3 separate regions of the Homo sapiens genome follow, and regions 1 and 2 are each linked to region 3. The links are chromatin loops, found by intact Hi-C in ENCODE. Cell type or tissue: PC-9. All regions are shown on one strand. Links, peaks and the distances in the headings refer to the core of each region. The heading gives the core; the rest is flanking DNA.

What was found. Peaks named below come from ENCODE experiments on the same cell type or tissue, not always from the same donor. Only the 100,000 strongest peaks of a DNase experiment are listed, where the experiment ranks them.
Region 1: it touches region 3 in a loop (7-fold over the local background); 2 of 110 quality-filtered maps call a loop at or near these places.
Region 2: it touches region 3 in a loop (5-fold over the local background); 4 of 110 quality-filtered maps call a loop at or near these places.

Annotation. Positions count from the first base shown.
Region 1 is chr21:15,418,820-15,426,907 of GRCh38, reverse strand. All of the region lies in intron 2 of LOC101927745 (a long non-coding RNA gene), which reads left to right. LOC124905055 (a long non-coding RNA gene) reads right to left here and starts at 3,924. Exons shown (of 2, transcript XR_007067934.1): 1 at 3,698-3,924; 2 at 949-1,379. In PC-9, for the core only: no CTCF peak of the experiment used is centred there; no DNase peak of the experiment used is centred there.
Region 2 is chr21:15,289,766-15,297,853 of GRCh38, reverse strand. No RefSeq gene overlaps it. Among named protein-coding and RNA genes, the nearest start is that of LINC02920, 230 kb to the right of the region's middle. RefSeq lists enhancers at 4,098-4,720, 6,867-7,396. In PC-9, for the core only: no CTCF peak of the experiment used is centred there; a DNase peak (open chromatin) is centred at 4,413; H3K27ac peaks cover 1,648 bases.
Region 3 is chr21:15,206,033-15,214,120 of GRCh38, reverse strand. No RefSeq gene overlaps it. Among named protein-coding and RNA genes, the nearest start is that of LINC02920, 140 kb to the right of the region's middle. RefSeq lists a cis regulatory region at 3,444-3,836. In PC-9, for the core only: no CTCF peak of the experiment used is centred there; a DNase peak (open chromatin) is centred at 3,690; H3K4me3 peaks cover 608 bases; H3K27ac peaks cover 2,935 bases.

The sequences.
Region 1 (8,088 bases), core at 1,401-6,400, 210 kb before region 3:
CTAGGCATGTGGGATTGTGGAACTATTACTCTGGCTAATATTGAAGTATTAAGGCATAATGTCTAGCAGATACAGTAATAGACAGTGTCTGATTTATCTGTTTTCGATCTAACTGATAGTAATAGATACACTTTCATTAACATAATAGAATCATTTCACAATTATTTTAATGCACCAGCTAGACACAGAAAATAACTTTGATTTTGTGTTCAGTGCCCATTTGCCCACTTAAACCTGCCTGCAAACTCGTCTTTTCCTACTGCTTGGATTAAATCTCAAGAATTCACACAATAAAAATTCATCCAGTCACTCTGAGTTACAAATAAGATCTCATTTTATCAACTGAAATATCTAGTACAGAGTCATAATCAGAACTCCAGACCCATGCCTATTTAGTCCTCCTCTTCTCTGACAGCTCAATTCTGTGTTATGTCCGAAAGCTCGTAGCAGGAAGGGAATGGGCAGATACATCCCCGTTGTTGCTTACTCGCTGGCTATGCTTTCTGATCCTTCCACGGTCAGGCTCAGGAGGGCATGAATCACGGACCCAAAACAGGGACTTTGAGATTACTCCGCCAAGGGATTAAGAGAAGACTGAAATTCTGCTCACACTCTGCTTACCAACTCATGTGTCCTGGCAAATGGTATTATGTCCCCCAGGAAGAAGCGATACCATTCAAATCTGCACATGCCCATCATCTGTTCACAAGTCTTTTGCCTATGGGGTGGGCCTGCATCTACTTCAAGAATGTACCATTTAGTTTTTTGTTTTTTTAACTAGCAAAATTTTAACATCGTAAAGATAGAGCTGCCCTATACCATTACCCAGCTTAAAAAACTACCAAATCTTAGAGATGTCTTTTCATTTCAAACGAAGTTGTAGGGATGATGGGAATTTTTTCCTCCCCCTCTGAAGTTTCAAGTCTGCTAAAATAAACTGACAATGGATTTACAAGAGGAAAAGCACACAAATTTATTAACATGTAAGTGTTTACGGGAACCATACAAAATATGAAACTCAAAGAAGGGCAAGGTGGTTGAAGCTTAAATACTCTCTTCATAGGGAAGAGAGAAATGAGAAATGTAGGTAATTTTAAGGGGTAGTAAGTGACTTTCAGGGAGATTGAATGAGTCCCAAGAACAGCCAATGTCCTAGAACAAAGCTTCTCTGATCTCTGAAGGATGTTCCAACAAATTGCAGAAAAGTGAGGGACAGAACTCCACAGTGAGCAAAGGTTGTCTTCTTACATAGGTAAAATCTCCCAGGTAACTTCTCAGAGCTAGTCTCAGAAGAATAGATGAAAAGTGTTTGGCATGGGCATGGTGACAGCATTGTCTTTTCTCTGCGCTTAATCTTCTTTGCTTATTTGATGAGATTCCTAGGGAGGGGGTTTTAAGATAATTGCGTTTCTTTTGGAAGAAGTTTCTACAGCCATACTAGAGAACTTCCAGAGAGAAGCTCTCTCTGTAATAGATATACTTTCTATCTATCTGTCCTTGGTGAGGAGGAGAAACGAGAAGATCAGAAAGTCCCTGTTTCTGAGTCTGCTTCTAAGGCCTTTTAATTTCCTGTAGTTCAAAGTGCTCAGCATGCTGCAGTGCCATACTTTGGAGGACTGGGCCCCAGCAAAGGTATCATTCTATGGACTCCTAGAGGCCTTAAACACACTGCCTGTAAACCTACCTTAGTGACTACTTCATATGGTGCCTTTGGGTTACATAAACCCTCCCCTCCACAGTCCTCACCACTTGTCTAAACCATACCTGTCCTTTCAGTTTCACCTCCTTTATAAGATCCTGCCCTGATTGTCCTGGCATAGCCGTTCCTTCATCCACTGAGAACGCAAAGCATCCAGTACCAGTTCACTGAATACTTTTCTAGTGATATGTTATATTCCTTCCCTCCCTTTCCATTCCTTCACCTTTCTCTCTCCGTCCCTGCCTCTTCCTCTCTTGTTCTTTTTTTCTTTTTTGTCTTTCTTCCTTGTCTTTTATTTCCAATTATGGGCCTTGTTTAGAAAGCCAAGTGACACAACTCCTTTAAGTAAAAAGAATAGTGCCTTACTCCAAACTTCTTACCCACTAGTCCTGTGCCTCAGATTGGTCATTTTTTATTGCTTTGCTTGCTTGTCTCTTCTGCCCTTTAACTTCATGTTTCCAAATAAAATGCATCTATTGCTTTTAGAGCTTTTTCAATTTTGTAAGTTGTCTTTTTACTTCCTTCTAACAAAGACTAGGATTTAGCTGTCTTACGCCAATGCTAACACACATACTTTATCCTTCCATGGTAGTTCCTTGGTACATCTTAAAGTCAAGATTTGGTGTCTGCGTGGTTATGTTTAAGTTAGATTTTTGTTTATATCAAGTCTTGTAGAAAACATGCTAATATTTCTTTTCTTGTATAACTTTTTATTTTTCCTGGATTTAATAATTGCCTCATTTATTTGCTTGTGTCTATAATTAATGTGTCTATAATCTGTCTGACTGAACTGTAAGCCTTATAAATGTAGTCATTCAGACTGGTTTTATGGTTTTCTTGGTGATACCCCTCCTGGAACCATCTGGTTTCTATTCTGATCTGAACTGATTGCTCTGCTGGCCTCAGTGTAGTTATTTTCCTGGGACTTTCCTTCATCTTCATCCTGGGAATTCCCTTAGCTTTTCTTCCCTGTTGGGTCCCAGTTCCTGAATCATTTGTCTTTTTTGATTTGGAGGCTTTGATTTTGGGAACACATACATCAGTATCCTCCCAGGAAAGTCAGCATGCCTGGGAATAGGCGGAGGGATGGATGATTGTTTTGAAATTTTTCTGCATGTCTAAAGATGTCTTTATTTTACCCACATAATTGATTTATAATTTGGATTGATATAGGATTTTGTGTTGTTAATTATGTTCCCTCAAATTTCACAGGTTTTCTCCACTGAATTCTAGCTTCCAGGGAGGCTATCAGTAATTCCGAAGCCATTTTAATGCTAATCTTTCTCTGCAAGCTTTTAAGGTACTCTCATTGTCTCAGGCTTTCCCACTGAGGATTCTTTTCATTCACTGCAATGCCTGCAAGTAAACTCTTTAGAATTTGTGCTGCAGACATTTATCAAGCTCTAGCTATATGCAAGAACTATCTTAAAACTCGTGTCTGGAGTGCTATAAAATTTTCTTTTATTATTTCCTATTTCCTACCCTTCATTTTCTATCTTCTCAATTTATAGTGCTCCTACGATCTGTCTGTTGGATATCAGATTTGACTCTCTAATTTTCTTACCTTTTCTCACTTATTTTCAATTTCAGTTTCTTTTGAATAGTTATCCTCCTACTCAAGAGATGTCCTAAATTATCTTCTGTTGTTTAAAAAATGCAACTTCTTAACTATCTGATTAAATTAATTAAAGTTTTAAAGTTTATTTTTTCATTTATCCTGTTTCATGTAAGTTCATTTTTTTCTGTTTTGGATTTTTTATTTAATAATAGCCGCATGTCTCAAATAATTGGATGTTACTCCACTTCAGAGTATGGCTTTGAGAACTGGTAGTAAGCTACGAGAGACCAGCCTTGTTGTCTGCAACTGTTTTCTCTAGGACTAATAAATTCTGCTAAAGTTGGTCCTCCATTCTCCTGCCAGTCAGGATATAAAGCTAGCATCCTTCAATCTGAATCTTCCAGGGGAAGGAAAGAGAAAGAGTGGATCAGATGTCTCACCATTTAGAATGAAAATGATCACCCAGTGCTGGCCTTCCTTTCATGGTCAGTGTGTCTTCTGTCCACTTATGGAAATCTTGATGATAACGCCTTTCTCCCAGAGTCAAGGACGGACAGCTGCTCAGCTTTGTGGGATGAGAGAAGGCATCTGAGGATATAACTGTTCCCTACAATGTTTCATTCCATTCATCTGGGTCAGCAGCCTCCCACACTCCTCTTTCTGAGCTACCTGGTGCTTCTAGTCCCTGAGTGTTTTCAAGGTTTTGTGGTCTGTTTTTGGCTTCTTTTCATTAGGCGTGTACATTCCCAGAAAGTTCAAATCTGTGTGAGTTACCATTTGGTGATGACTCATCTGCTGTTTTGTCTGCTCTTTGTCTCTATGTTCTTACCATTTGGGGGATTTTGGGAGATAAGCATATATGTTCAATTGGGTGCATTTAATTTCAAGTCTATTTTACTGTTTCGTTCTATCCATTTTTCCTTTGGTCCAAACATTTTCTCTCCTCTCATTTTATTCTTCCCAGTCTCCAAGTACCCTAAAGCAATGATCGTGGCCTGCCATCGTTCTGTGAAGTGGGCAGCCAAGTCATGGCAGGACTGATTTTCAAGAGACAGGAACTAAGAAAGGTGGCCTGACCTCAGCCTGGACTATGGCTTTTGAGGGGGACTGGCAGGGGGTTGCTGGGCTGGTCTGGGGATAGGAGTCAGCTGGTCAGCAATAATTACTACAGGCTGAGAATTGCTCCAGGCTGCCCAGAAAGGAAAAGATGAGCATTGTAGGGATCACCTGGACCTGGTCAGGAGATTATCAGAAACTCTAAGGAGATTCTGGGGTGGTTGAGGTCACCAACTAAAAGGCAAGAATGATTTCAGTCTGCTGCATTCATGATTACAGCTCCATGGTTTTCTAGCTGTGGGGCCCTTAGGAAACTTGCTTAATTCTCTGAAATTCAGTTTGTTCAGCTGCAAAATGGGGTCATTAGCCATACCTTCCTCCTAGAGTTGTGAAGTGAATCCTTTAATATATTAAATGACTAATATAGCTTCATGTAGTGACTCAAGAAAAAAATGGTGTGGGAGGACTAGTCTTATCATGCTTCATGTGTGACACACGGTACCTCCTGTTAATAAACCTTTGTTAACTAGTTGAGTGAAATACATCTAGAGCAAATTATACTGAATTGAATTTTATAGCCAGTTTTCTATGCTAGGCAAGAAAACTAACAAAAAACCGTTTTAGTTGTTGCTTTTAGCTGGAATAATTAGCCACATAGCACTGCAATTGAAAAGATGTATATTTCCAAATCTCTTCCAAATATTCCAATCTACACCGCCAGGTAGACAAATCATGACTGATTAACCAAGAGCTATGCTTTGTTTGGTCCAGTAACAACTCTGCCCCAGGCACGTCGGCACAGTCTTCCAGGGACTCTGACTGATCAGCAAAGAACCAAATGGCTGGTAATTTCTAATTTATAAACACTGCTTGACGTAGGCAGTTGGGCATTCTGCCACACTGCTATGGCCTGAAATGGCCCAACCACTTTTCAGTGCACGAAAAGCAATTTCAAGTGACTTAATAACTCTTTACCTACCCCTCTGTTGGGGTCCACAGACAACATTGGATGGAGATGGCCACCAAGTGGCCTCAGGACAAGGAGCTCAGATTACTGCTTCCCAGGGTTTCCAGCTGAACAATGAATATATTGTGAAGGTCCCATCTGTCAAAGTAATCAAAGTATAAAGAGGGAAATGATACAATTAGACCTTTAAGACACATACATTTATCTTTGGTTTTTCAAAACTGATAGCAATTTGGCCAGGCTTCCCTTGGCGAAGAAGACAGAGATTGGCATTCTTTCACGCAAACTGAAATCTTGCCTAAAATGAATCTCCGAGTACAAAGGTGAGAAAACAGAGAAGCAAGTAGGACTATTGAGGGAGGCATGGAAAAAATCCTGTATATAAACTAAGTGTTCCAACAAGACAGATAACTAATAAGCTTAGGTTAAGCACTATTTTTTTTTTAATGAAACATATCCACCTGCTAATAGCATGGAAGTTTATATACAGAAAAAAAAAAAAAAAAAGAACTGAGATAACTCCCGATGGTAAAAGGCCACTGTCCTCTCTGGTTGCTGTGACCTCCAGCAGTGTTGCTGCTGGAGTCCCGGTTCCTTCGTCAGTTCTCTTCTGTACTGAGGGGCTCATGCAGAACTCTCGCTATCACTTTCAGCCTCCTTGGCAGCTACAGTCGTGTGCTAGACCCCCACTGTTTGAAACTGGTGGGATGCTCCTCCACCTTTCAGATGCTTTCTCTCTGCTCACCCCAAAGTCATTCCTCACCTCTGCCATCAGCCATCTATGCACCGGTTACACACAAGCCCCACTGCTTCAAAGCAGCCATCCTCCCTCAGTGACCTGAGCCCAGACTGCCACACTCAGACTAACCATCTTTGGACCCTGCCTGGGCCACATGGTACTGGTTACGATTTCCCCACAAAAATCATTACCTTCCTGAAGGAGAACTTTTCTTCTTCCTATCTTCCCCATTCCCTTAGACCAAGCTAAGCAAGACTCATTATCCAGGTGCTATGGCCTCTTCTTGCTTCTCTGGTGAATGAATTATTGGGTATTCGGGGCACCTACAACCTTGTCTGGATCTGAAAGGGCATCAGATGGAAGGCAGGCAGACACCCAGACATCCCTTAACAACTCTGAATGCCATTAGGCTGGTGTCCTTCCTCCTGCAAGGTGCCTTAGAGCAAGGGCTCATCATCACTTGTCTAGACAAAAATCCTGATCTGTTTAATGAATCTAGCCTTACAAGAACCTCAGACACAAGCAAGAGCATCACCCCAGACCCAGTCCTAAGAAATGTGTGTTTAAGAACCTGAATGGAATTCCTAGGCCATATTTTGTCCTGCCAACACAAGGGCATAATACTGGACTAAATATTGGTGAAATGTCCCTGAAGATGATTAGAAATATGCAGTAATTTTTGGGGTCCACTGTTGATTACTCCTAACTTGTTCTTCATTTTTCTACCTTGATGATAGAAACAATCTCCTTGGGAAAGGGAAGTGCTTCCCCAGTCCCAGTCACATCTGTAAACTTCTGGCATTTAAAAACTGGGTTGATATTTACTGTGGTGCCAGTGTACTCTACCTTACATAAACAAAGGCTTCTCATTTTAAAGGAAGTAGGGAATCCCTTTCCAGGATTGATGTCTTCAGGAAATAATACTGGGGAAAGTCAGTTGACTAATGTTAGAGCTGGACTTTTAATGATCAAGACTACTTTTGGCCACCTAGACTGCTGCTTCTTACGAGAGCTGAAGCAGACCTAGAAATTCAGACTTTGAGGGATTAGATCAGGTTTCAAGGCATTTTATGTCTTCACCAAGTAGGAGCAACCAACCAGGAAAGCATCATATATATCAAGGACAATGGGGTTACTCCCTCCAATTTTACACATTTTCTGTCCCTATAACTTCAAGCCACAGGTGAATGAAATGACCCAGTGAAGCCAGTTCATCACTGAGCTCCATCCACAGCCCTTTAAATCTAACTGGTTCACTCACACATCATGGTGCAAAGAGCATGGAATCAAATTATAAATAACGAACTCATCTCAAATATTTGCCTAACACTCTCAGGCTTTGCCACCTGACCTGTTATTTCCAGCTCCTCAATCTTCTGGCTGTTCCAGCTCCCCAAATTTGGCTTTAAATCCTCTTGCTATTTAGCACTCCATTTGAACCTCATTAATTGGTTTTTAACCTCAACCGCCTGCTATACTCTTGGGATCACAGCAGGGCTGTTTCCCTAAATGTTTTGGCTTTCCAGAATGCTGACTGTCACTCACACCCCACCATTATGTCCAGGTCAGCCCCCTTAAGCTCCTTTTTTAATTTTTGTTAGAGGAAGATGTGATTATTCATTAAATGCCTAAAGAAACATTGCCATATAAAATATTTTAACTGATTTGTTTTTAACTTTTTGAGCTATGTGTATCCCCTCTCCAACCCAAGTACATAATGCTGTAAGTCAACCTAACTCATTTTTGAAGACTTCCATTAGATGTGCTGCTACTATGGCCTCCTATCTCTATATCCACAGCTACATTCACATGTTATTGACACTGAACTAAGCAGTCCATTAATACATACAAACATACTCACAAAAAATTAATCTTCCTTTCATCCCTAATTCCTGCTTGCAAATGGGTAGTCTTTGCCATATCTGTGTTTGCATCTGATTCTGATTCTTGGCCATTATCTTCCCCTGGATTCAGTTAAAGTCACTTCTTCCCATTCCTGCCATTTTCTCCCAGCTGACTACTCAGCCACCTTTACACAGCAGTATGTTCTGAGACAATCTTATGCCAAA
Region 2 (8,088 bases), core at 1,401-6,400, 84 kb before region 3:
TGAAATGTTTCCCAATGTATTTCCAATAATGTTTTTTTTCCTTCTAGTAGCAGTCCTCATGTTCTTAGAAAACGTCTATTGATAACCCATAAAATCATGTCCTACAGTGGGCAAGGTTCAATAAATTCTTCTGCTGTTTATTATAAAGGAGACTCAGCACCTTCAAGTAAGAGAGAATTGAGCAAAAAGAGAATCAAGAAGACAGGAAAGAAACTGAATAAATTTCATAATTACTAAAATTGTTCTTATCAAAACAATACATCAATTTTTTTTTTTCACGGACCATGCTGGGATAGGGGCTTAGTACAGAGAGTGAGCAGTGAGAACACCCCACACACACACACACACACACACACACACACACACACACACACACACAGGGTTTATATACATATATACACACAGACACACACATATACATATACACAAACATTTGAATGATATTGAAGTGTAGATTTCCATTTCTGGCTAAGATGGAATCACAAGGACTGAAATCACCCTCCTGCCTAAAACAACAAAACAAAACAATTTAAACAATGGCTTTCAAGAAACTGGACATCGGGCAATGAAGGAAGTGATTTTAAAGTGATTAAGAGTTTCCAGGCTGTAGGATAGACAGGGGGTACCCAAGAAGAGCCCAGCAAACTCCCTGAGTTGCAGAGACAGAGTTGAGAGTCTGGGGAGACCAAAGCAATCAGAGATCACTAGACAAAGAGTATTGGAGAGGAGGGGGATGCCCAGAGTTAAAAAAACAAAAATCTGCCAAGAGTTCCTCTCAAGTAGCATTCAACATAGTACTGATCAGCACATACATGTAAGGAAATGACTGAAGGGTAAGAAAGAACCATCTAAGAAGATTAAGGGAACAGTGTCTGGAATTCACACAGGGCCTGGAATGGTGCTTCTTCTTGTCAAACTGGGAAAATCGCATAATTCTACCATAACAAGGTAGAAAACTCAAAAGGATCTTGATCAGTCCTAGTAAGCACTATTCTGGTGCCTCCTAACAATTCTTAAAAGCAAGACCTGAAAATGACAAACTGCTTCCAAGAAATTTTCTATGCCCCCAGATCAAAATTCAAGAATATTTGTAGGAGTGCAAATCACCTGGGTTCAAATCCCATCTTTGCCACTTACCTGCTGTGTGACCTCAGGCAAGTTACTTAGCCTCTTTGATGCTCTGTTTCTTTATCCTTGAAGTAAGTATAATGATACCTATTTGATGAGGTTGTTGTAAACATAAAGTTAATCTCAATATATGTAAAGTATTTGTACATGGTAGCCTCTCACTAAATGCTGTCCAGGAGTGTCTTTCCAAAAAAAGATAAATATATACATAATATGTAAATTATGTATATATGTGTGTGTGTGTGTATATATATATATATATATATATATATATATATATATATGCTTACACATAACAAGCATGGAACAAGGTAAAATTCACAGTATCTGACATACAACCAAAGATTACCAACATGCAAGAAATGGGAAAATACAACCAATAGTGAAGTTCAGTCACTCAATTGAAACTGACCCAGAACTGATACAGGTATTAGAATTAGCAGAAAAGGGTATTAAAACATATGTGACTGTGTTCCATATGTGCAAAATACTAAGTGGAGACATAGAAGATATTTAAAAATATCTAAGTTGAATGTCTAGAGCAGGAGTCCCCAACTCCTGGGCCATAGACTTGGTACAGTGGCCTGTTAGGAACCAGGCCACACAGCAGGATGTGAGCTGTAGGCAAGCCAGTGAAGCTTCATCTGTATTTTCATCCACTCCCCACTGCTCACATTACCACCTGAGCTCCACTTCCTGTCACACCAGCGGTACCATTAGATTCTCACTGGAGCACAAACCCTATTGTGAACTGCACATGCAAGGGATCTAGGTTGCGTGCTCCTTTTGAGACTCTAATGTCTGATGATCTATCACTGTCTCCCACCAACCCTAGATGGGACTGTCTAGTTGCAGGACAGTAAGCTCAGGGCTCCCACTGAGCTTATTCTACATTATGATGAGTTGTATAATTATTTTGTTATATATTACAATGTAATAATAACAGAAATAAATAGCACCATAAATATAATGCACTTCAACCATCCTGAAACCATCTCCCCCACCCCCCGTCCGAGGAAAAATTGTCTTCCACAAAACCAGTGCCTGGTGCTTAAAAGGTTGGAGACCGCTGGTCTGGAGATGTTCCTGCACCTCTACGATTTGAAAATCACGTCTCTACACTGGAAAACTACAATGTGTAAGATGAAAATACACTGGATAGGATTTATAGTAGATCAGATCCTGCAGAAGAAAAGGCTAGTAAACTTGGAGATATCACAATAGAAACTATTCAAAATGCAACACACAAACATACAGAAAAAAAGAAAAAATGAACAGATCATCAGTGAGTTTGGGAGTAACTTAAGCAAATTGTATATTTTAAAAATATTCAGTCAATTGTATGTCAGTTATACTTCAATAAAGCTGTTTAAAAATAAGAAATTTGATAGTATGCTGAAGAAATTTATAGTCTAGTCATTAAATCAAGGAAGATTTATAAACAACACGCTACATGGTAGTATAGACTGTTACCACCTTACAAACACTAAGGTAACATGCATGCTAAACAATTCTGACTAATAAAATTAAATCATACTTTTTCCATACAGAGAACAGTTTTAGCATCTTATACTTTTTAATATCTTAAACTTTTCAGCATCTGATAGCAAATCTAATGTTACTGAAATAACGTTTGGAATAACCTCTTTTAACCTTTGTAAAGTACATTATCCCAATTCACATTTTCAACATACAATTAATTTTTTAGAGATAAAACTTTTGAGTAGATTTAATTGCCAAAATAACTACCTAGGAAATGGAAATAACCTTCAATTATGAACTATGATCAAAGAGAGCTTTTTCATTTTTCATATTGTTTTGTGAAATGACTTTCATTCCCCCATCACCTTCTAAGTAACTTTGACATAACATTTATTTTTTATCACTAATAAAATACTTTTGGTTGAATACAATTTAATGAGACAAAGCCTTTGGCCAATTCTAACACAAATAGATTTATATTTGGGGAAAAGGGGCAGCCAGGTGCTAAAATGAAGCTCTCTTGTCTTGATATCATCCATGTTTGAATGCTTCAACCAGACTTTGTGGATGACCATTGCAAGGTATGAAGGTTTACTAAGGCTGACTTCTAAATTAGTAACAAGGAAACATCTCCTGTCATTAATTCACTGAGAGTACATGGATCTCCCCAGCAGGATTGGAAAACCAAATTTATCTTATTCTTTCACCATTCTCAAAAACTTTGCCTCATTGTTCCCTAAATAAATTAACTTCTGAAGGATAAAAATGAAGAAAATGGATAGAGAACTTAGAAGCTGTAGAATAACAATGGAAAGTCCTCATCTCTGAGTAATGTTTTTGGAAGAGTAAATAGAATTTTATGTTAGCACATTTTCTTTATTCTAAAAGTACATCAGTTACACAGTGAACCATCAGTTTAAGAACTTGTTACATTAAGTGTCCACCTAGATTGTAAGATGCAACCCAATGTCAGAAACATTTGAGCCTTTGAATCAAGGAAACTTAACCATAATCAGAAGTTTAAAATTTTAATATACTTTAAACAAATATGTATATGAAAAGAGAACCTTGAAAGTAATACATCAGCTTCAATGCAATTTATCTCTATAGATAAGTTTAAGGAAACTTTCAAATATATATGATTTTACACCTGAATTTATTTACCTCCAGCTCTTTCTACGCATTTAAAAATTGTATGGCCATGGTGCAAAAGAAGGAATGAGTTTCTGTAGCCAGGAGAAGTGTGATTATTATTAGGTAGATTATATTTATTTTCATTTTACTTTTAAATAATTGCTTCTAGAAATTTGAATCTACCTGAATGTTACCTAATTCTTCCTCACATGTTTAGCTTAGGGTCTATCTTAAATTGCATAGTGAAATATTTTGTGTATGTACCTTGCTCAGAAAAGTAAAAGAGATAATAAGTTTGAAAATATTTCAAAATTATAAGTACAGTTTATAAATTGACTCCCCTTTCATTAAATCTGTCTCAATCAACAGTCTGCTCATCAATAATTACTCATTGAAACTTAACATATACAAAGTATTTCATTACACTTTCATCAAAGGTGGAAACACAACCAAACACTAAAATCTCTAAAATGGTAATATTATCACATTGAATATGAACACTGGAAGTTGTTTCCTTTACTTAAATAAATGATGTCATTATCACTGGCTGAGTAGCCAACAGCTGGAAAGTAAAAATGTTTTAAGACTAGAGGAATGGAATGGGAATGTGAGGCTCCCTGGGACTCTTGGAAAAGATAGAATCTATGAAGGAGGAGGTTTTGCTTCTATCTGGCTGAAATACCTTAGACATGACTCATTCAGTAGTCAAATAAGGCAGCCTTGAGTGTGACATTAATCTGAGGGAAAACAGTGCCTCTCCCACCATTCATTTTCAGGGCCTGACTTGCCTGCTCCTGCCTGTTTTTCTTGTTCATTAAAGCTCTCTTCATTTCATTACTCTTCTGTTTTCTTGCTTGGTTCCCATCAGTGCTTCGCTTCTCACTAATTGCAATTCTTATGAACTTCCTCCAAAGTAGCTGGTGCATGTAATCTGGAAGCGAGCTCCTAAAATGTTTCTCATTAGTATACTGTAAGAGTTAGAACATACCAGGATTTCAAATATTTTGGAAGATCTCTACCATTAGTCTTGAGTTTGAAAGACTTGCTTTATGCTAGTAGCCACCTGGATCACTTTCTTTTTTCACTGTTTTGAGAAATTCTTCCATATTAATGTATATAAGATTCTGTTTGTGCATTTTTCTGGAAGAAGTTTCATAGTTCACATCACATTCTGAGATATCTTTTCCTTCCCAAAAGGATGAAAATCATGGTTCCATGTGCTTTCTTCACTCAACTAGTGTTTATGAAGACTGTATTATAATCCAAATAGTATGTTTAATACTGAGAAAGAGAGGTGAGTAGTAGCTTCTTTCCTGAAGGAGTTTTTTGGGATAGACAAACATCTAAATTGACCACCGTAGTACAATGTAGCAAATTCTGTAATAAAAGTTGCTGAGTGCTTTTTAAGGACAGAGGAGGGAGAAACTGAGTCTAGGAAAAATTAGAAAAGTGTTCATTCAAGTTGGGACATTGTTCGTGGGTCCGAAAGCCCAAGGAGAAGATAGGTGTTGTTGTTGCATTCCTTGGATCATGCTTGGATAATACACAGCCATTGGGGGTTTAGAGACTGATAATTCAAGTCTCTCACCAGTACTTAAAAGGAGTGTAGCCCAAACTTTAACTGATTTCAGAGATTCTACTGACTTCTCTCCCTGTAAGAGTCTCTTCCACTTCCTAGTTACTTCTAAGTTTTCTGCAATATAATTCTGCATGCATTTTGAAATTACTCTGTCTGGGCATCCCTCTCCGGCCTGCTTATTTTGTCCCCAGGCTTTTGCTCTACTACTAATAACCCTCAGAAAGTCTCTTCTCTGTTGAGCACAGTGGGCTGCCCATAACCACTGGTGATTCCTCTAGTTGGGGCCCAGAAGTCCAAGTCCTGGTATGTCTCATCACTTGGTAGCGGGGCTAGGCATGGCCACTTGAGGACAAAGGACTCCATTACTGCCCCGAGATGATTGCTCAAAAAGCTGTCTCTTCTGTGTTCTACTGTTCTTGCTATGACTGCAGCTGGCAGTAAAAAGGTCAAGGTCTGTGATTATACTGCCTCCTAGCCCGCTTCTCCGTAACCAGGTGTATTGGATACCATTGGTGTTCCTTCACATCTCTGTTGCCAGTTTTTTATGCCATTCCCAGCTCTGTGATCTACTAACTGCTTGCACCTGCAGTTTTTCAGTGGCCTGCTCTTGAGTGCCAGAAGCAAAGCTGGAAGTATCTGGAGTTTACAAATCCTCATTCCTATCCACCTTTCCCAGCCTGTAGCCAATGACTAACTGCTGCTGCAAGCAGATGCAATTCAAGCCCATTTGCCTCAAGGCAGGGCAATGTCTGAGGTGGAATATACACTCTAGACTTCCCCAGAGGGTAGAGCCAGGCTGGGACTTTACCTGAAATTACACCCTTTCTTGGCTTTTTTCCCCTCATGTAACCTGCTTCTCCTGTACCCTTTCCTATTTCCTCTCCATAAACCACTTACATGCAAATCCTCTCACATCAGAATTTGTATTGTGGACACTCAACCTAGAATTCTAGATTAATACCATGCCTGGAAGTCCCTGGTCGTGAGGAAGTAAGATGTTTCTCCAATCCCCAGATCAAACACATACCTTATTGCTTGTCCCATATTGAAAAAATTCCCAAGATGTTTGACAATGATCACATTTTTTTCTTTTTCAGGGAGAAAAGTGTGGCTTTGCCTCAAGGCACCAACAAGGTGATTACAAAATAGACTGATATTAGTATTTTCAATATCTGTATTATACAATCCATGGTCATGAAACTTTTTTCAGAGTTTGAGCTGGGGTGGAGGGGAGAGGCTAACGGTACACAAATATTGCAGAAGAAAAGATTATCATAAGAATTCCAATATGATTGGAGGAGAGTACATGCAGCTATGAATAGTAGAAGATGAGAATCCAGATGCTGGTGGACTTTACACCACACTAAACAGTTTGACCTGTATCCTACAAACATCAGGGGTGTTTAAATGAGGTAGAGATAGGAAGCAGTGCATTCTTTTTATTAATAAAAGATAAAGGTCAGAATGGACTGAAGGAAATGACAACGGGAGATGACTGGACATACAGATTGAGAAGTCATCTGCACGTGGAAATATAGCTCATAATATAAGATAAAGCTGTTGATAAAAATGGGATCATGTACGGCTGCTGTAAAAGAAAAGAAATGAAGATCAAGGATCGTACCTTTATATACTGAGGGAACACCCACACAATGCAATAGGTGAGCCCATTGAAAGGCGGAAAAGCAAATAGAAACTAGAAGAGATTAGTGATGGCAGCGGTGGCCCGTCTAGAGCAGCTGCTGCCATGACTCCAGCTGCACTCGGGGAGGCGTGGCTAGGGCTCTGTGCTGCGTGTAGCCGGTGGGAGCCGGGACAGAAGCCCCACCCCCTTCTCAGTTGACAGGGTGGAAGCTTCGCACTCCTTGGGCGCAGCTGCAGACCCAGGCCTCCCTGTACTCTTAGGGGCCGGGAGCAGGCAGGAGCCCCACCCTACAGGGTGCAGCTGAAGCTGCCCAAGCTGTGGCTGTGGACCTTGGCATCTCTGCACTCTCAGGCCCGGGAAGGTCCCCTGCTCCTGCAGGCTCGGAAGTGTGTGCTCCCGCTGCCTGGCCTTTCCTTGCTCCCAGCGCCGACTCCGATCTCAGAGCAAAGTTGAGGCCAACCCTGGGCACTGTCACAACCCGGCTGGGTGTGTGCTCTTTAGAGGCAATGCTGACACGCCAGCCCCCTGCTGCCTCAGGCCCCCCCAGACTTCGGGCCCCGATGAGCACAGGAGGGAGGCTGAGGTGATGCTGAGGGTAGCTCGTCACTGGCCTGCAGGCTCCCCTCAGCACGAACAGCCTGGGCACCATGAACAGCAGCCGGAGGCAGACAGGCTCCTGGGCAGAAAGGGGCAGGTCCCCCGTGAAACCCCACCTTCAAGCAAGGAAGGCCTGAAGCCTGGGGGCAGGACTGCCTGTCCCACAGAGGAAGTGGTAACCTATGGTGCTTTGTCTGGGCCCATCTACGGCTGCCCATGGACTGATCAGCATGCACTTCCTCCCTCTGAAGCCCGTAACCGCCTCCACCCCGACCCACCCACTCAGCCAGACTCGGAGAGTTGATGGGACCACCAACTGCAGAGAGGAATTACCCACCCTAAGGTCTCCTATCTACTGAGAGCTCGACACTTGTCAGGACACCCTGTCTGCGGAGAGGAGCTAAACACCACAGGAGCTGCCCACTGTGGGTCTCCTCTGAGCTATTCTGTTGCTCAATAAAACTCTTCTTTGCCTTGCTCACCCTTCATTTGTCTACATACCTCATTCTTCCTGGACACAGGA
Region 3 (8,088 bases), core at 1,491-6,490:
ATGGCTGTGCTACCATAAGTTTTCATTAGACACTTAAAAAAAGATAGTAGTTAGGTATGATGTTGAAAATCTTGCTGTTGGCTGTATCTTGTCCCATTTTGTATTTACCACAGTGCTGAGTATGGTGCTTTGTGTTAAATAGGTGCTCAACAAAGGTTTGCTGCGTGAATGAATGCATAGGCCCAGGTTTAAAGAAATTCACATTCGTATGACATGGTATCTCCCAGAAACACTCAATTTCAACCCCATAAGACTTATAGAAGATGCCAGGGTGATTTTTCTAAAATGCAAATCTGGTCATGTCATTCTTCTATCTAATCACCTTCTGTGGCTCCTATTCCCCACGGAAATAAATCCAAATTCCACAGCATGGCATGGAAGGCTTTTACCCCATGTCAGACTCCAGCTTCATCTCTTGCTCCCACTCATCTCCCCCCTGCCCCTAAATGAAATAGACACATTGACTTGCATGTTCTTTCTAAGCTTTGTGTATGCTGTCCCCTGCCTTATTTCTTTTCATGTACTCGGTCAGTTGCTACCTGTCTTTTAGTACCAACTAGTTCCAAAGCTCAATTCCTCCAAGAAGCTCTCCTTAAAACCTTAAGTCCTGCAGCCTGTTGCATCTATGTGTCTTTTTTTCTTTTCTCTTTTTTTTTTTTTTCCCGAGACGGAGTTTCAGTACTGTTGCCCAGGCTGGAGTGCAAATGGCGTGATCTCAGCTCACTGCAACCTCTGTCTCCCAGGTTCAAACGATTCTCCTGCCTCAGCCTCCCAAGTAGCTGGGATTACAGGTGCCTGCCACCACACCTGGCTAATTTTTTGTATTTTTTAGTAGAGACAGGCTTTCACCATATTGGCTAGGCTGGTCTTGAACTCCTAACCTCAGGTGATCCGCTCGCCTCAACCTCATCTCTGTGTCTTGCTAATGCTCTCTCTCAGTACCTTGTGGAATATGTAGATGGTTTCTCATTTGCCATCTTTCTGGTCTGCTCTCTGACCCTGGATCTTTTTCATTTTTAATTCCAAGGCACTCAGCATCACAGTGCTGGGTACACAGTAGGTACCCAAATATATTGGAACAAAAAGGAAAAAAAAAGGAGAAAAAAAGACAAAAAGGAAGCCAGGCGAAGAGAAGAGAGATGAAAAAGGGAAACTAATTACTATTGGGCTAGATTATTTTTCTAGGCTTTGTACAGCAGAGCCTAGAATAAATTTAATTTCTTCAGTCTCTATGTTTGGGGTAAGCTGGAGGCAAGAATAGGTTTCTTTCTTCCTTTACTCCTAGATAAGCAGGGCCTGTTACTATTTAGATCTATGAATTCTAAATGGAAAACAGTACTCAACATTAAAAAATAATCTACTAAACACAGAATATAAATTTTAAAGAATTAACTTTTACATTTTGTAATTTGTACATAAGGCTTAAAGGTAAAAACTTGGATACAGTTCCTCTTAAGTGATTATATAATTTAATGAACAATAGAAACAATTTTCTTATTAAAGCCTGAACTTTGAAATAAAAGAAAGCATAATAGTTCCAAGTCTGTTGGACTCCAACATTGAGATGAAAATCCAATTCAGATATAACCAAATTCTCACTCTACAATATTTTGTTTAAATACTAAGTAAAATGTTAATTATTTTGCAGCTTTTGTTTTTAGGTCATGAGATCAGTCTATTTTACTTCCTCTTTACCATGGCTGGAGGCTCTTAACTATTTATGGATTTCACTCATCAGCAAACTCGGCTAAACTGCACTGCTCTAAGTATCGCAGGATTTTAATAGAAGTAGAGCTTTCTTTAAACATGGTTTCATCTAAAGATGTGTTTGAATATCTTGATTACTAATATGTACATATAATATTATTTTGAGAAAAATGCAAATAACTAAGCATGCTTATTATAAAATCTAAAATATACATTACAATATATATTCTTATTTAAAAAAAGAGATCAGTTCTAGGGATAGGAAGAGAGGATGCACAAAACAGAAGAAACTATCAATACCTGCCAGTAGATGATTTCTTTTGCTATTCACACATACTCCCACCCATTTCCAAAATGCCTGTGTTATCAGGGACCTCAATAAAATCCAAACACGAACAAATAAACAAATTGTCAGGGCAGGAAAATTGAGTGTTTGGCTCTAAATGTGCAGAAAAAAAAATCCTTGATTTGATTGTTTCTATATAATAGTGCTTCCTTTAGTTGTAATAATGCCCTTCACCCCTTTGCAACATTTCCACTTATAAACATTGACCCTCACAGTTTGAAAACCTGCCTATCTCACATCAGAGATCCCTGTCCAAGGCCATTCAGTACAGAACAGGGAGTCTGAGGCAAAACTGAGATTCCCAGTTGATCAGACCACTAGACTACATTGCACCATAAAGCAAAGACAAACAGGGGGTTGCTCCAGGGCAGCCTAAGTTTGTTTACCAGCGTGCTTGCGGCTTTTCTGAAGCCCGTTTGTCCTAATTTCTTTTTCCTGTTTGCAACTTGTTAAGCATTTCTGTCTTCCTTTCCCGCTACCTAGCCTATTTCTATGATCACTTTCTTCCTTTTGTTTGAAATGAATTATATGAGCAATTGAAAAATCAAAAAAGAATAAAATGATCAGAGGCTAGGTCATCTGGAAGCACATTTAACACAATACTGGTGTAGCGCACATCTTGCTATAAATCATATTGACGAAGTATATCAGTACCAAAGAATATTCTTCAGAAAAAGTGTTTTGATCAGAAACAACTTCTCGCCCTCCCCCCACATACTGAATCAAAGAATTTTAAGGAAGTGAAGAAGCGATGGAAGTTAGATAATCAGTTATACTTCAACCCTAATGCAATGGTGAACTTTGCCCAAACTTAGAATATTGTAAAGGAAACCTTACATTTCTCAAAGCATCTATTTAAATATAAATAGGGTATGTCAAATATCACACAGGATAGATCCACAGGCCATTTTTAGCTAAAAAAACAAAAACAAAACAAAACAAAAAATATGATCAACTAGACAAAACTGAAAAGCCTAGAAATAAAGTAGGGAACCAAATCTAATACATTAGGATCGCATTATGATTACTAACACTTGAGGGAAATAAAGCAGGCTCTATTGAGAGGAGGATAAGGAGATAGGCTACTCTTGAAATTCTAAAGTGAACCCTAAACATCTAGGAAGACCTTAAGGTCCAAGATGCTGGTTTCATTTATATTTAATTTCATTTGACTTTATTCCTTGATATAGGAATTACAGGTTTATCCTAACACCATTATTGAAAGCCATGGTCAGGTTAATATTTGGTTTGGTAATATAATGAATATGCAATATTTTTAGCAGAAATCAAAAACAGATTCTTGTACAGGTAAAACTGTCTATTCTAATCTGTAAATTTTACAGTATTTTTCTCTCTGGATCTCTCTTGTTTGCTAGGTTTTGTTTCTCTTGGTTTTAAAATCTATGTCTCTTAACTGACCCTGGGAGTGGCTAAGGAAAGGTGCTTAGTCATTAGAATGTCCACCTAGTCGCCCAGCCAAACTGGCCCTACAGCCAATAAAGCCAGACCCCTGTGTCCTTGCCCGTGGTGTGTGTCTAAGATCTGTGGCTAGCGGCTCCAGCCTGGGTTGAGCAGCAGGAGAGAGCCACAGTGACCTCTGTTTGAGTAACCTGGCTGTGAGCCCTGACCCCTGGGTGGGGCTGGAGCATTGCAGTCCATGCCCCATTGCCTAATCCCTCTGACTCCAGTGGAACCTAGAAGGAAGGAATAGGATGACTCTAACCTCAAAAAGGGGTGTTGAAGGAAGAAGAGGGAAGATTGCCAAATAGCCCTAGGGTGATGGAGGTTCCTGTTCTCCCTGTCTCCTCTCTTGGGAAAGTCAAGGCATTCCAGCTCTTATAGAGATGGTTAAGAGGATGATAGGATCTTTCTAACTGGAAGCTAATGACGAGCCTGTTAGTTTGTACAAGAGAAAATAATTTAATTAGAGCTAAACCACCCTGAATAGGAGAGGGAAGGGGATCTCTTAGGAGCCCTAAGAATGGAAAGAAGATTGAAATTCTTCTGTTTATTTGTACAATGGAATATTTGGAGGCCAGATCTCCTGTGATATAGACCCTGCTTTTATCAAATTGCCGTCTTTTCCCACTGACACAGGCCAGTCTCTCAAGGTATTGAGAATAGAGAGGAGAGCAGTCTGCTGACTTATTAACTTACGTGAAAAAAATTTTTTTTTCTAAATGTCACCTAGGATATTTTCCAGGTATTTGACCCTTACAGCATTGTATTTTCTTCTGGGGAGGGGACCCAGCAATTGCACATAAAAGAAATTGCATGAAACCTTGTGAATCTGGGCTATCATAGAGTGTTTTTGTGTGTCCTGGTATCCTTGATGCCCAGAAGCCAGGTAACTACACAATCATGAGCAGAAATTCTCTCAACCAAATTATCCGGGTCATGGCCTTTCAGAATATAAACACCTAGAAGAACCAGCTAGTGAAGCACAAAGTTTCCAGTAGTTATAAAAAACAGTAGAGAGGGAAACACTGTTTTCCTAACAGCATTTCCCAAAGGGTCACTTTTCATTGACTTCCAACAGTCCTTGGTCAAGTTATCTGATATAGGTACCAGCCTAATTCTTTGATTTTTCATACTGCCTGAAGGAAGCCAGCACTACAACAAATAAAAAAGAAAAGAAATTCACTTACTCATCCTCTTGAATCAAAGGCTAAGGAATAAAGAAGCCTTTGTGAGTTAGCAACTCCCTTCCCTTCTTCTTCCTTTTGGCTGTTTTGGTGAGGAAGACTTGACCTTAGTTAGTTACCTTCCCAGATAGAGATTGAATTGGAGGGTCTAGTACTTTTAATTTTTCTTTCATAGACTCCAAGAGCTACAGAACCCTTAGAGATTGATCAGCTACCTGGCTGACTGGTTCATTTTCTCTTCATCCATTTAGCAGGCTTTCGTTCAGGGCCCGCTTTGCAGTAGGTGCCTCCCAAAGGTTGAGAATGTGAAGACAAAAAATGTCAGTTTTTGCCCTAAAAAAGTGCATGGTCCAGTAGTGGAGACAGACATGGAAACACATGTTTTGGGTATGAATCATGGCTCACAAATGGAGGTGTGTGTGCAGTAAATGGCACGTGTCTTGATTTTATCTTTAAAGGAGATTCAATGCAACTCTGAGCTCTCAACCTGCTGGGCTTATGGGAAATGCAATCTGTCAGTATTGAGGGTTTCTCCTGGCTTTGTCTCTCTCTCATGCAAAGGTCTCAAGGTCTTTCACAACCCAGAGCATGGAGGAGATCCCCTTCAGTTTTGGCTCCCCACGGGCTATTTCTGGGTGCCTGTGGTCCGTGCCTGGCTGGTTACTTGAGGTCTGGAAACCCCACTACTTCCATGACACAGGTGGACCATTGGATCCTTGAGGATCTGGGATTCTGGTGCGCAGGGCCATCTTCCCAGATACACAGGCAGCTATTCCCTTTCTATGGCCTTGCTTCCTCGCAGGGCTCTGCCAAGAAGTAGGGCCCGCCTGAGTCCTGCTGCCCAAAGCTCCCGGTCAGCTTCATCCTCTTCTCTGCCTGGAGGTAATCACCTCCCTCTCCCTCTTCTATATTTCCTCTACCCCAGCCCAACCGAAGATCATACTTGCAAGGAGAAAATACAAGTTAATATCGCCATGAATTATTCTGCCCCTTGACTCTAAGAACGAGTGCTTCTATAACTGTGGTGCCCCGGGCAACTTGGTGCTTTACTGCAGCCCTACCCGGTGTCAGAGTACAGGTCTCAATAACGTGCCATGGGAAGGAAGAAGGGAGCAACTACCTATTGGGGAATTTGGAACTCAGAGAAGATAACGTTTCCTCCGGGTCATAAGGGCAGGAGATGTGCACAACGTGCATTGGGGCATGGGGGACGAACACCTGGAGTCAAAGAGCAGAACGTGGAAAACGGAGCGGGATGACAGAGTCTGCACGTTCCAGGGAATGTGAAGATCCTGCTATGATTAAAGTATAGGGGCGGGAGGCAGGGAGGAAAGTGGAGATGACAAGAGATGAGGTTGAGAAAGAGTTTGAAGCTAAATCCTGCAGGGACTTAGAGTAAATGTGGTGGGGGTTATGGCGAGTTTCTGATGTAAACAGATAGTTTAAGGTCACATGCCTTCGAGGCATGTGGGAATCCATGGACTGTGGAGTTGTTGACTGTAGCTTTGCAATCCCAACTGTGTCACTGTCTTGCCATAGGGTCCCAGGCAAGTTACTTAGCTTCTTTGTGCCTCAGTTTTTATTATCTGTAAAATGGGCATAGGTGATAATAGCACCCACTTCAGAGCCCTTTGTGACTGCTGAGTGAGACAACATATGTAAAGCATCTGCCCAGTCCTAGACACATAATTCATATTAAATACATATTAGCCAATGATATTATAATTTTACAATGATTTTCATGTCATTATATTCATAGCAACCTGGAGAGGTACATCCAACATGTACTGTTATGACATTCTGTGGCTGTGGCTACATCAAGGAACCAGAATTTGAAGTCCTCTTAACTAAACCTCTAGGTAGACAGAAGATTTGATGTGACATTGTAGATAATAATGACCTCCAGATCAAAGCAGATGGACATAAGAACTAGTATGCAGAGCCAGGACCTCAACAACTTCGCCAAGTGTAAAGACAGCATCTGGCACCCAGATGATACTCAAGTCATTTTGTTTAGAGATTCCCCGAGAGAACATGATAAAGACAAAAATGGGCAATCCAAACGGGTAACGTGGTGTATTTGTTTACTAGGGCTGCTGTAACAAAGTACCACAAACCAGGTAATTTAAAACAGAAGTGTATTTTTGCACAGTCTGGAGGCTAGAAGTTCAAAATCAAATTGTTGAGAGTACCCCGCTCCCTCTGAGACCCTGGGTAGCATCCTTCCTTGCCTCCTCCTAGTTTCTGGTTGGGGCCATCAGTATGTGGTGTTGCTTAGTTTTCCTGTGTCATCACACAGAGTTCTCCATGTGTGTTCCTCTCTGTGTCTTTTTTCTTCTTTGAAGGGTATACATTAGATTGAATTAAGGACACACCCAACTGCAGTATGACCTAATCTTAACTTATATCTTATGTCTGCAAAGACCCCATTTCCAGATAAGATCATATTCTCAGATACCAGGGATTACAGGGACTAGGATTTCAACATACCTTTTTGGGGAACACAGTTCAATCTATAAGTGGTGTCACAGAAAGAGCACAGGGCTCAAAGCTGTGCTAAAGGTACCTCTCGGGGGTCAGATGTGTTATTTGTGAACTCAGGGATTATCTGAGCTTCTCTTGATTCTAAAAATGAAATACGCTGCAAGACAAAAACTGAAGTAACTAATTGAAACTGTGTATTCAAATCAAAACTGCAGTTTGAGGAACGAGGGATTACATAACTAATAACCTAAGCCCTTGCTGACCCTGGCTACATTAGGAAGCATTGCTTATGAAAGAATGCACTCTGTTTGAACAATTTCTTCAGTCGGGCAGAGGATAGCTTTTCTTGTGTAACTGGCGTTTCCCACCCCTCTTAAAATGTGTTTTGATAAATATATTTGGAAGAAACAACACAAAGGATAAGAGCATGGAAATTTTAGTTTTCTCTCTAAATCTCACTGTCCTATCCAATGGTTTGACTTCTGAGTACCAAAGCATACTATTATTTAATAATCATCCCCGTAGGTTAATTGTAAAATAAAGTTCACCACCAATTTACCATCTCTACCGACTTTCCACCTCCCTTACCTCTCATCCCAGGTTGCAGTAATATAATTTTTTGAGGTTCTCCCTGTAATGCAATGAGGCATGGATCATACTTACAGTTGATTCTGTTCTCAAAATATATCACAATTTAGGGCAGTCTTGCCTGGTTGATATCTAGCCAATTACTCTCATATGTATATAGTATCTCATTTTTACATGTTTATACAACTTGATTGTAGATGTGAATACTAGGTTTTCATCTTCGATTGGCCCAAGACAACCTAAATGTTGACACCTGCTTTGTATCCATAGGAAGAATACAACAGTTTGGTAGGCCCTTTAACGGTGGTTCAAACTGGG